Linked DNA regions of Homo sapiens: region 2 is linked to region 1. A link is a loop called in an ENCODE intact Hi-C map of the cell type or tissue named here. Cell type or tissue: heart right ventricle. All regions are shown on one strand. Links, peaks and the distances in the headings refer to the core of each region. The heading gives the core; the rest is flanking DNA. Region 1 has its middle 88 kb from the start of TLL1. Region 2 has its middle 59 kb from the start of LINC01179.

The links. Peaks named below come from ENCODE experiments on the same cell type or tissue, not always from the same donor. Only the 100,000 strongest peaks of a DNase experiment are listed, where the experiment ranks them.
Region 2: a loop joins it to region 1, with 1.8 times the contacts of the local background. A loop is called at or near these places in 2 of 110 quality-filtered maps.

Annotation. Positions count from the first base shown.
Region 1 is chr4:165,782,066-165,787,455 of GRCh38, forward strand. No RefSeq gene overlaps it. Among named protein-coding and RNA genes, the nearest start is that of TLL1, 88 kb to the right of the region's middle. In heart right ventricle, for the core only: no CTCF peak of the experiment used is centred there; a DNase peak (open chromatin) is centred at 2,816; H3K27ac peaks cover 854 bases.
Region 2 is chr4:165,622,613-165,628,002 of GRCh38, forward strand. No RefSeq gene overlaps it. Among named protein-coding and RNA genes, the nearest start is that of LINC01179, 59 kb to the right of the region's middle. In heart right ventricle, for the core only: no CTCF peak of the experiment used is centred there; no DNase peak of the experiment used is centred there; H3K4me3 peaks cover 360 bases.

The sequences.
Region 1 (5,390 bases), core at 145-5,144:
AATCCAGCAAAATACTTAGATAACTTCTATATTTACTTCCTCACTTGGCATCCCTCCTTCTCCTCTTCTACCCACTTTAGTGTCTAACCATCAAACGTTTTTGATAATGTCCTGTCAGGTCAAATGGTCATACTTAGTCCTCATCTCTTTGGCTTCTTTTAGCCCTTGAGTCAGGTGTGCACCCCTGTTTTTATTGAAACTTCTCCTCGCTGGGTCCATGTGGCACCATGATATTTTGTCTCTTCCTATGTTGCTGGGACCACTCCTCTTTGTCTGTTCACCTGGCATTTCCTTATTTTCGCTTCCCTTACACTCATGTGTGCTTTTAGCTTTTTTCTTTCTCCTTTTATTTTTCTGACAATAGCTTCTTTGCCACACTTATCCATTCATTTCAGAGATGTATAGAGGAATGAGCCATGTATTTGTGAGTTGCTTTCATCTATTTTACTGGGAAACAGTGGCATAGCTCTTGGTACATAAATCCCTCAGAAGGCTGTATTGCATCTCTAAGATTAGTATAACATTACACCACTGGAATTAAATCAGTCTTCATTCACTAGTGAACAATGTTCTCATGGGTGAAATTACTCTAAAAATGATCCCATGAGAGTTTTAATATCTAATCTTATTTTCTGGGTTCTTTTCACCTATGATATACAATTGCTATTTCTTATAAACAAACTACTCAATAAGAAACATTACTGATCTTGGCAAGATATAATAAGTTATGTAACTGCTTGGGATTCCAAATAGGAATTCATGGACTGTTATATCCACATAGAAAGAGAGCCAAAATTGAAGTTAATGATTTTATAGGGGCCACAACAACAACACATATGCTGAGAGATATTTCTTTTGAGTGAAGCAATGGAAGCTCCTATAAAACTGCCTTTTCCCAGTCACTCTATTGGAAACTAATTAATAATTTTTTCCATTTTAAGCATTTTTGAAGAAATAACATCTTTACTTATAGTCAGAAAAATTCATATTCTCATTGAAATTATTTAGTGTGATTATCCATCTTCACATACAACTCTGTCCTTGAGAGATGAAATGTATCATGCTTTTAACGACCTCTAGAGAAAAAGATTTCAGAGCTTACTTTTGGTGACTTATTCCAATGACTAAATCCCTTCAGGAAATTATTTTTCATCTAACCTCAGTACTTCATAATATGCTTAAATGTTTCCTTTTACTATGTCCTTGCTGAAAATGTCTATAAAATAACTGTAAACTGGAAACCCATTTTAAAAAATTACTCCTTGCCCACTTTCTTTAATTCAACTCCAGTCTTGGAAAAAAAAAAGTCTTAAATCATTTCTGAGATACTCTGAATGCTTTCCAAATAAGGTGCCCATTTTATCTTTAATTTTAAAAATTTTGCATATACAAATTTATTTTTCTTTTTACAGTTTTATAGTTCAGAGTATTTGATATTGTTTTAAATAGAATATATGCTATTATAAGATATAAGCATTTAACTAGACTTTAAAAATGCTTTTTTAACAACTGAACCTCCCGTCAAGTTTACACCAATAACTGTCAAAACAAAAAGATGGTCTAAGACTCTTTTTGTGCTGTTAATTCTTTTTAACTTCCTGACTTTTGTGGCTGTTGTTACTCTTAGGCAGGATTATCACGGTGTAACATAAATAAGAGATTAACTTTACAGTCACTCTCCATTCACCATAAAACTCCTTGACCTACTCAAGTCCAGTAGGGTCAGCGTTTTCTTTGGCCAGCTTGAGTGGTTGGCTTTGGGACTGTGGGGCTCACGCCATGGAATACTGTCAGCACAAGGGATATCCTTTGGAAAATAACAAAAACTCACTCTCTCACTTTTTTTTTTTCCTTTGCCTACAAACCCAGGGAAACTCTCATTCCTCAATTCATTAATGACAAAGAGTCTAAAGAAGTTTGTAAGGACAAAGAAAAGCTCTGCTAATTAACCATTGTAATGTAATCATAATCAAGATTTACTAAGTACTTTTTGTGCCAGGTAGCACATAGATTGCACAAAAGACAGTTTCTGCTGACAAGTTTTCTGCCAGCCCTGGGTCTCAAGCCTCAACAGTTTGACGATTTGTGCCAAAGGCTTCTGATTAATTAGGAAAATTCAACAAGCGTTTATGAAAATGCCACCCTCCCCACCCAAGTCATTTAGATATAAGGTAGTGTTTTCCTGTTATATTTCCAGTAAACAAAAGGATATTGGTTGATTGTTGGAGGGGAGTTGATTGTAACCTTTTGGCTCTAAATAAATAATAAGCCTGTGTCTTAATTTCATTTAATGGCTTGGAATTCCTAAGCTATGGAGTTCGTGAGAGAAGCAGAGGAAGTACACACATTAAAAAAAAAAAAAAAAAAAAAAAAAAAAAAAAAAAAAAAACAGGGAAAGAGACCTGTTGAACCCCAAGTGGCTTCCTTTTCCCAGCATTAATTTGCAGGTGGACTAAATCCACAGCCACTCCTCATGACAAACAGATGAACTGAATAATTTCCAGTTGTCTCTCATGCTGTCTTTGAGCCTGGGAGCAGGTTGTACATACCCTCAACTGAATCAATGAGGGGAGCAGTGTTGAGGGGCTTTGGACTAAACGAGATTAGAATTACTGAGAAGTTGATAGAGACGGATGTTTTCAGTTACAATTTTAACTAGACATAATGGCTTCCCCACAGGAAAGTTCATGAATCCATAAACCTAGTCCAGTGCTCCCTTACAGGAAAGGAGCTGTTTATTAGTGTGGTCCATGCCACCTGCTCAGCTATCAAATGCACATTTGTTCTCTTGGGAACAGTAGGGTGGAGTAGTTACTAGAAACAGGGCTGGGAGCCAGCAGTATTCCACTTCCAAATTCTGGCTGACTCCTCTAGTGACCTCTGTCTAGTCCCTTCAATAAAGCTAACCACTGCTTATTTCAAACTGAAGCCAGATGGGTAGTGTCTTGGGAAATATCCACACTTCACTGGGATTTCTTTGCCACAGGATTCATTCAAAATTATCCTTGTAATCAACAAATATTTATTGAATATCTTCTATTAACATGCATTAATAAATGAGTCAAAGGGGCATGCTATACCTGGATTTACATGATGTGATTCTAAAAACCAATTTCTTTTTAGAAAGATTGTTGTGTACACTGTTTTGTAAAGCATGGGATTTTTGAGGAAGAATTTATGTAAATTCATCGATCTATCTAAGATTTCTATAAGATTTCTATAAATTGAATTAGCCCTGTAGCAGTTATTAGGTGTGGTCCATAGCATACAAAATTAATTTTAAAGATAAACATCAGTGACAAAACAGAGCACAATTTTTTTCCCCTACAAAGAATCAGGATGCTAACATACAAATTCTTTTTTATTGTTGCTATTAGAACAGAGGGAAAAAAAGGTCCCCGACCTTGGAACCCTATGTTTGTGCAATTAGAATCATGCGGGTGAACAATAACAAAATATTCTCCCCACCCTCTGAAGGGGGTGACAGCTCCTGGGCACAGTGATACTCCATAAACAGCCCAAGTGGCAGAACATCCCTAGCAGCAGAATCCACTGGCTGCTTCCCAATCTGAATGTTTTTGTACTATCCTTGACTTCTACAGTTGGCAGAGAGAGGGAAAAAAATGTTTCAGAAAGTAGAGATGTTGAAGGGATGGATGTCCAGAAATGGAAGATGGGGAAAGAGAAATGTTTCTCTCACACTTTGTGATGCATCGGAAACAATAACGTGGTCACTTTAGAGATCCCAAATGTTTTAGAAGTGCAGAAGGTAACAAAAACCTCCTGATATTTCAAAATGCAAATCACCCAGCTTCATCTCTTTTTAAGAACCTTCGCATTACTGTAGGGTACAAATAGAGAAACAAGTACAACTACAGTCCCAGCGAAACATACTCAGACTCTCATAAAAACTCCACTGGTGAAAACAGTTACTCGAAGAAGCCAAGTTAATCCTGTGCCTGAGTCCTCCGAGTCCTGCTAAGACAGCTCTGGCCAGTGACATTCACCCATAGTGCATTCCTCTCGGCCCACCTGCTGCCGTAGGATCCTAGTTTTTCAAGCCCTCAATGAAGTAAAGAGCTAGAGTTGAAGATGGAAGGCAACATACAGCTAGAAGCACAAAACATGAGCATATACTGTTGGCCAGAGTCTTTCAGCAGCTGGTTTTTCTATGACTCAGTTCCCCATTCTAAGAACGAGTCTACCAGAAATATTTTCTTATCACAAATATCTTATTGACAGCCTCAGGCAAAGCAAATGAGAAATAAGCCAGAAAGAAATAGGTCTGAATTGATCCCAAAGAGAAACTAGCCTTTTCCAGTCATGTATCAGGGATTTGCATGGTAGATGTAGGTCATCTGAGAGGGCTCTAAGCTCTGCCCTATGAACACAATGCTTTCTTTTCCTGGTTTTGCATATGTAACATCATTGTCCTCAGAAGTCATCAAGTCCCCATTAGCTTGATGGGATGTAGTAATCAGCTGGGGTTGCCATAACAAAATAAAAGCCACCCAAAATGGGTGGCTTTAATGACAGAAATTTACTTTCTCAAAGTTTAGGAAGCTAAAAGTCCAGGATGAAGGTGTCAGTACAACGGGGTTCTTGTAAGCTCTCTCTTCTTGACTTGCAGATGGCTGCCTTCTTGTCTCTGTGGTCTCTGAAAGAGAGATATCTGGTGTCTCTTCTTTTTCTTAGAAGGACATCGATCCTATTGGTCGGAGTCCCATTCTTATGACTTAATTTACTCTTAATGATCTCTTTAAAGGTCTTATCTCTAACCTGGCTGTGGTGGTGCACACCTATAATCCCAGAGACTGAGGCAGAAAAATTGCTTAAGCCTAGGAATTTGAGACTGGCCTGGGCAATAAGCAAGACCCCATCTCAAAAACAGAATGAAAGTTTTAAAAGGCCCTATTTCCAAATAGTTTCATTGAAGGTTAGAGCTTCAAAACATGGGTTTTGGGGGGACAGAATTCAACCCAAAGCAAATGATAAATATTGATTAGTAATTATTAATCAGTCATATGCACAGAGCACTCATATTGTCCAATTAAATTACTAATACTAGCTAATATTGTGTAGATTAACTGAATTAATAAAATAAGCCAATTGAAACTTAGCAGAAAACATCTCATTTTATGCCATAGGCAAATAAAACAGGAGACACTTTACAGAATTTTTTTAGAGCCAAATAAATTAGTCTGAAATCCCAGTTCTGCCACTCATTAGCTATAAGGACTTGGGCAAGCAGCTTAACCATTTTGAACCCCAGATCTTCTTTATGGGTTAGTTAAGGATTGAAATAAAGTACTTTATATTAAGTGTTCAGTGCCTGACATACATTATACACTCAGTAAATGGAAATTAATATTATGAATTATCATTTCTAT
Region 2 (5,390 bases), core at 144-5,143, 160 kb before region 1:
GGTCAAAATTTCAAGACCAGCCTGGCCAACATGGTGAAACCCCGTCTCTACTAAAAATGCAAAATTAGCCTGGCGTGGTGGCGCATGCCTGTAATCCCAGCTACTCGGGAGGCTGAGGCAGGAGAGTCGCTTGAACAGGGGAGGTGGAGGTTGCTGTGAGCCAAGATCACGCCACTACACTCCAGCCTGGGCAAAAAGAGCAAAACCCCATCTCAAAAAACAAACAAACAAAACTAAACAAAAACCAGAGAAGATGGAGATAATTTAAAGAGAAAATTAAGAATGTAAATAAAAATAACTTGATGAGTGTGCTGAAGGCTGCTTGATTAATAGTGCCAGCTAACATTCCGAAGGAAAAGAAAGTGGATTAAGATTTTTCAGGAGGGAAGAGAGCAGCACACAGGTGAGCCCGGTGGATGTCGTCACTGAACATACGATAGACTCTGTGGCAGAATATCCACACTTAGCCCTTACCTAGCCCTGATTGCCTGCTTTTCTGGGAATCAAAAGAGACTGAAAACCAAATAATTTTGCTCCTGCTAGGAAGTCTGGTAAATATCTGTCAAAGAGAACCTTCAAACTATTGACTATAATGAGGTTTGTGTATCTAATTTATCCATACTAGTCTCCTCTTCCATTATCATTGATTATGGAGAATATGCTATACTTCCTTCAGTAAAAAAGCTATATGAAAATGTTTAAAAAGCTGAGTTATACATGCTAAGCATACAGGATAATATGCAACTACCCAATTTTAGTCATTTTCATGACATTCATTGAAACCTGAATACAAATAGAGAAAATTTTCCAAATACAGAATTATTTTAAAGCAGAATAAGAGTTAAGATGCCTCAAAGAAGAACGAGATTTTAGAAATAATTATAATACACAAGTATTTAAGATACTTTGAGAGTCAGCACTGATTATAAAGAGTTAAGGAGTAAAGAACAGACATACATCATAGTCATCTGTCAGAGTAAATAGTTAGAGGGCATATTCTAGCTTCCTGCCATGTATGTTCTTGTTGAAAGAAAATGTTCATTTACTCTCCCTGTCTCATTTCTCTCAATCTGACCAATTCATTTATCTCTTTCTGGCTGTACTTTCTCTCTCAAGATGTACCCATGACCAGAATACCACTCTCATGGTTACCTTAGAATCTCATGGCCTCTGCTTTGCCCAGCCTCAGGCTCGAGTCACTTGCATGACACGCTCTGTGCCCTCTCCTCCTGGTCCAGATAGCATCAGCAAACACCCCAACCTGTGAAATGTTGGTCTACTCTAATTCTGTACTTCTAAATAGGTTCTCCACGGATGCTTAATATCTTCTTTATTATTATTATTATCTTTCAAGTTCCTCATTCAGTTCCAGAGCTTTTATGTCCCTCAGATCATCAGCCAGCTCCTCATCTCCAATCTCAGCAGAATACTGTGTCCCCTATGGGATTACTTATTCACTAGGTGGAATTTAGTTATAAAGATAATTTCAAAGCTGTCAGAAAATTTGAAGATAATCTTGTCTATCTCCTCAATTTACAGATAAAGAAACTAGGGTTAGATGTTAATTCCCTATGTAAAATGGAAAACTTTTGTCAAGAAAAAATTAACATTGAGGCTCTTCTTTCAACATGTTGAAATTTATATTACTCTGTCAAAGAACTGTAGTATCGGGTTAGCAATTCATTTTCACTTTATAACATTCTTTAAATAAGAGAAACAGCAACAGTCTGGATTCCTTCCCTGTTGCCCAGTTCCATCTTCTAACCCCAAATCACAGTACTTTCTCTAATATCCGTAAACCCCTACTCATAATCCCTAAATTCACTTCTCTGGTTGTTTGCTTTGATGTGAAAAAAACGTATTTTAATATCATACTCTTGAAAATGCTCTCTACTGCCTGATGTATGATTGATAGTTCTGAAAGAAAAGGGTTTGAAAACTGTTTACAAATATTTGGGTGTTGGCTGTTATGTGGAAGAATGTTCACTCTTATGTGATTCTAAAAAAGCAGAACTTGGATCAGTGGATGAAAGTTATAGGGTTGCCCCTTTCAGCTCAACATTCCATCAGTCAGCAAATATTCCTGGTATTCCCTATATACCAGGCATTTCTGGGGGCTGGGGATACAATGATGACAGAACTCAGTTCCTGCTCTCTTAGAGCTTCAGCTTATATTCTCTGTGGCCTTTAGTAATTGGCCAATAATATGATACACTATGACATGATATAATTAATATGATAATGATTAGTGGACCTAGAGTATAATGTCAGGTAATAGTATTATAAAGAAAAATAAAGACGGGTAAGAGAATAGAGAATAATTGGCAAGTCTCTCTGACAATGTGACATGTAAGCCAATAATTGAATGTATCTAGAGACCAAGCCATGCAGAGACCTGGAGTAGGTTGTTCTCATTAGGCATAGGGAATTGCACATATGTCTTGATTTTGGAATATAAGAAATTGGCTTGATTGTGATTTAGTGAGTTCTCTGTTCTGGAACTGTTCATAGTCTGGATTACCTGCCAAGGAATTTTAAAAGGTATCCCTACATTTGTTAGGAGGTCAAACTAGTCAACCTATCTTGAGATTCCTCTGCAGGTTTAAGATGGCTTAGAAGACAAAAAACCAGAAATTTAGCAGAAGAAAAGATGCAAAATTTATTTGAGGAAGTAAACAATAAAGCCGTAGTTTAAAGACTTTTTATGAATATCCTTGCTCTATGTTGACATTGAAACTTGGGAAGAAAATAGAACTAAATATAAAAATGAAATAGGGGCATGTTGAATCAGAAGTTAAAGTGATTTAGGTCATTCAGTTATGCACAGATGCATAACTATTCACCAAATGATTCAGAAATCATAGGAAATGACTTATAAGAGCTGATACTAAACTTTGTACGGGAAGTAATTTTGTAAGAAACAATTGTTTGTAAGTCTTGCATGATGGAACATTTTAAATTAGAATACCAGAAATGGTTGAAGGAGTATTTATAGATTTCTTTGAGCTCTTCTGAAGAAAAGCATTGCCACAGATTTTTGTTTTAATTTTATTGTTTTTTTCTTTTTAAAAAAACAGGCATCAAATGAAGGTAATTAAAATCAGAATTTATTTACTGTTGGAACTAAAAAAAGTCTACTGATTTATGTTTTTGTATCTTTATTCTTAGCAGAGGAAATTTATTTTAAAATTTAAACTGAAGAATGTAGATACTTCCTAGCAAAACTTCTAGCATTATAACACGGTATTTTATCTTTTGGAGTATATGGTAAATGCCACGAGTGATGGGTAAATATGTGGGCATATTTCAGCATCAGATTTTGGCAATCAAAATGGGCTTACATGGACAATATAATATGTACCTCATATCCTGATTTTAATCAAGTAGTTTTACAAACCAGAAAGAGCTGTGCTTTTTCCTCATGTACGTATATTTCCTTCCTCTCTCTAAATTGAACACGTATCAAAATCAGTGTAAACTGTACACAGAAATTGGGAAGTAGACACAACGTGAGAATGGACACCAGGAAGCCATTATTGCCACTTAAGAGAGGAGGACAATTGAATGCCACAAAGGATAAAATGTTTGTGAAACATAATGTTGCAAGTCAAAAGAAAATGCCAAGAATTGAACATACAAGAGTTTCTAGTCTCTGGACCAACTCCAAGCTCATTCTTCTGCATAACTGACATTTATGGAGACCAGATATGGTGCCACTGTGGTATATGTGAAATTAGTTCTGCCTACTTAGTTTCTGAACATATATGTGTATTACACATGTATATTTAGCCAAAGAAGGGCCGTATTTTGCCATGTTCTCCTCCAACATATTTTTCCAATAGCATAGGGGATGTCTAGAGGAAGTTGAGACGAGGCCAAGGTATGACAAATGAGAAGGGTCAGGCCAATATGGAGGTGGAGAAACATCATGGTTTTAGCACGTGTGGTTGATAACATTGTTTCTGCTTTACTTCTGTATTTTGAATGGGGATATTGTCAGGGAGACCAATGAAGCTGAACTGTATGAAATATAAAAAGTTACAGAAGAGAAACAGCTGCTCAAAGCTAAGTTTGCTTTCAGGACTTGTCATTTATGGAGATCGCAGGCTTTCAATCTAATGAAGAGTGAGAACAATTTGAAAAGTGAGTGAAATAAAACAATTAACAGAGCCACATGGGGCCAGGCATTATTGTTTAGGGAAGAATACTGTACTTGGGGCATAGCAATTCACAAAATAGTACCTACAACATTCCGGTCTTACATCTGTAGGTGTGTTTCTCATTTTTGTAGAACTGGTTTGAGCATAGGAAACTGATCAAACTTAAGAGAACATACAGGGGAGAACACTCATATTGACAGCTCACTTTAAATTCACCCACGATAACTGGCACTTAGAAACCATGGACAAATTAAACTGTGGATAAACTAAAGAATGTTTGTGATGTTTATAAGGAACTTCTGACGGCCAAGAATTTGTACAGGCTGTTTTCTCTGTAAAGAATACTTGTCCACACAACCTCAATCGCCTAACCCTTGGTTATTGTTCAGATGTTGCTACAGATATTTTCCCTAGAAAGCCTTCTACTACTCCAAGACTAGATTAGGTGTCCTGTGCTCCTGTATAGGGACTGTTACTGTACTTATAAGTCTTGTTAATTTCTTGAAGGCAAGAATGGTGTTTGGCCAGCTGCTGTAACCTTACACTTAGCACAGCTCTTCCTAATATGAAAGAGCTTCAGATTTGCTGGAGCCAAGAGTCAAGGGGAGGAGCTGGGAAAGAATTAAAGCTGTAAGAAGTCGTCAAATTATGAAAGATCTTAAACACCACGTTAAGGAGTTTGGTTATAGTTCAAACTTCTACTCAGTATAAAGTAGAGCTCATAAACATCCTAAAATGTAGTTATAATTTACATTGCTAACCAGTCACAGAAGAAGGAAAATCAAGTGATTCAAATATATTTTATGCTAGTTATCAGGAACCCACGGGGTACCATTTAATTCTGCTGATATTTCATCTTTCCAGCCACATACTTTGACATATTATGGGACAGGAACCAACTGTTGTTCTTACTTATAAAATGGATCCTTAGATTCTGGGAGATATGATTGTAGTACGGAAGAGAGCACTCGTTCTGCATGGCGTCCTGTGCTTTCGTTTTTGTTCTGCACTGCATGTTTCAGGAGCCCAAGGCAGGGGCTGCTATTTTTTTTTAAGGATTTCCTTGGCCTTGCCCATGTCAACACATTCATTTGATCTCATCCACCTGAATTTAGAGGCTAACTGAGAAGAAACCCTACCCCTCTGGAAGGAGTATCACACTTTATGTCCTCAGAAGATTGAAGAAATCATGACTGAGAAGCTCCCTGTTTTAGATCATCATGTGAGACT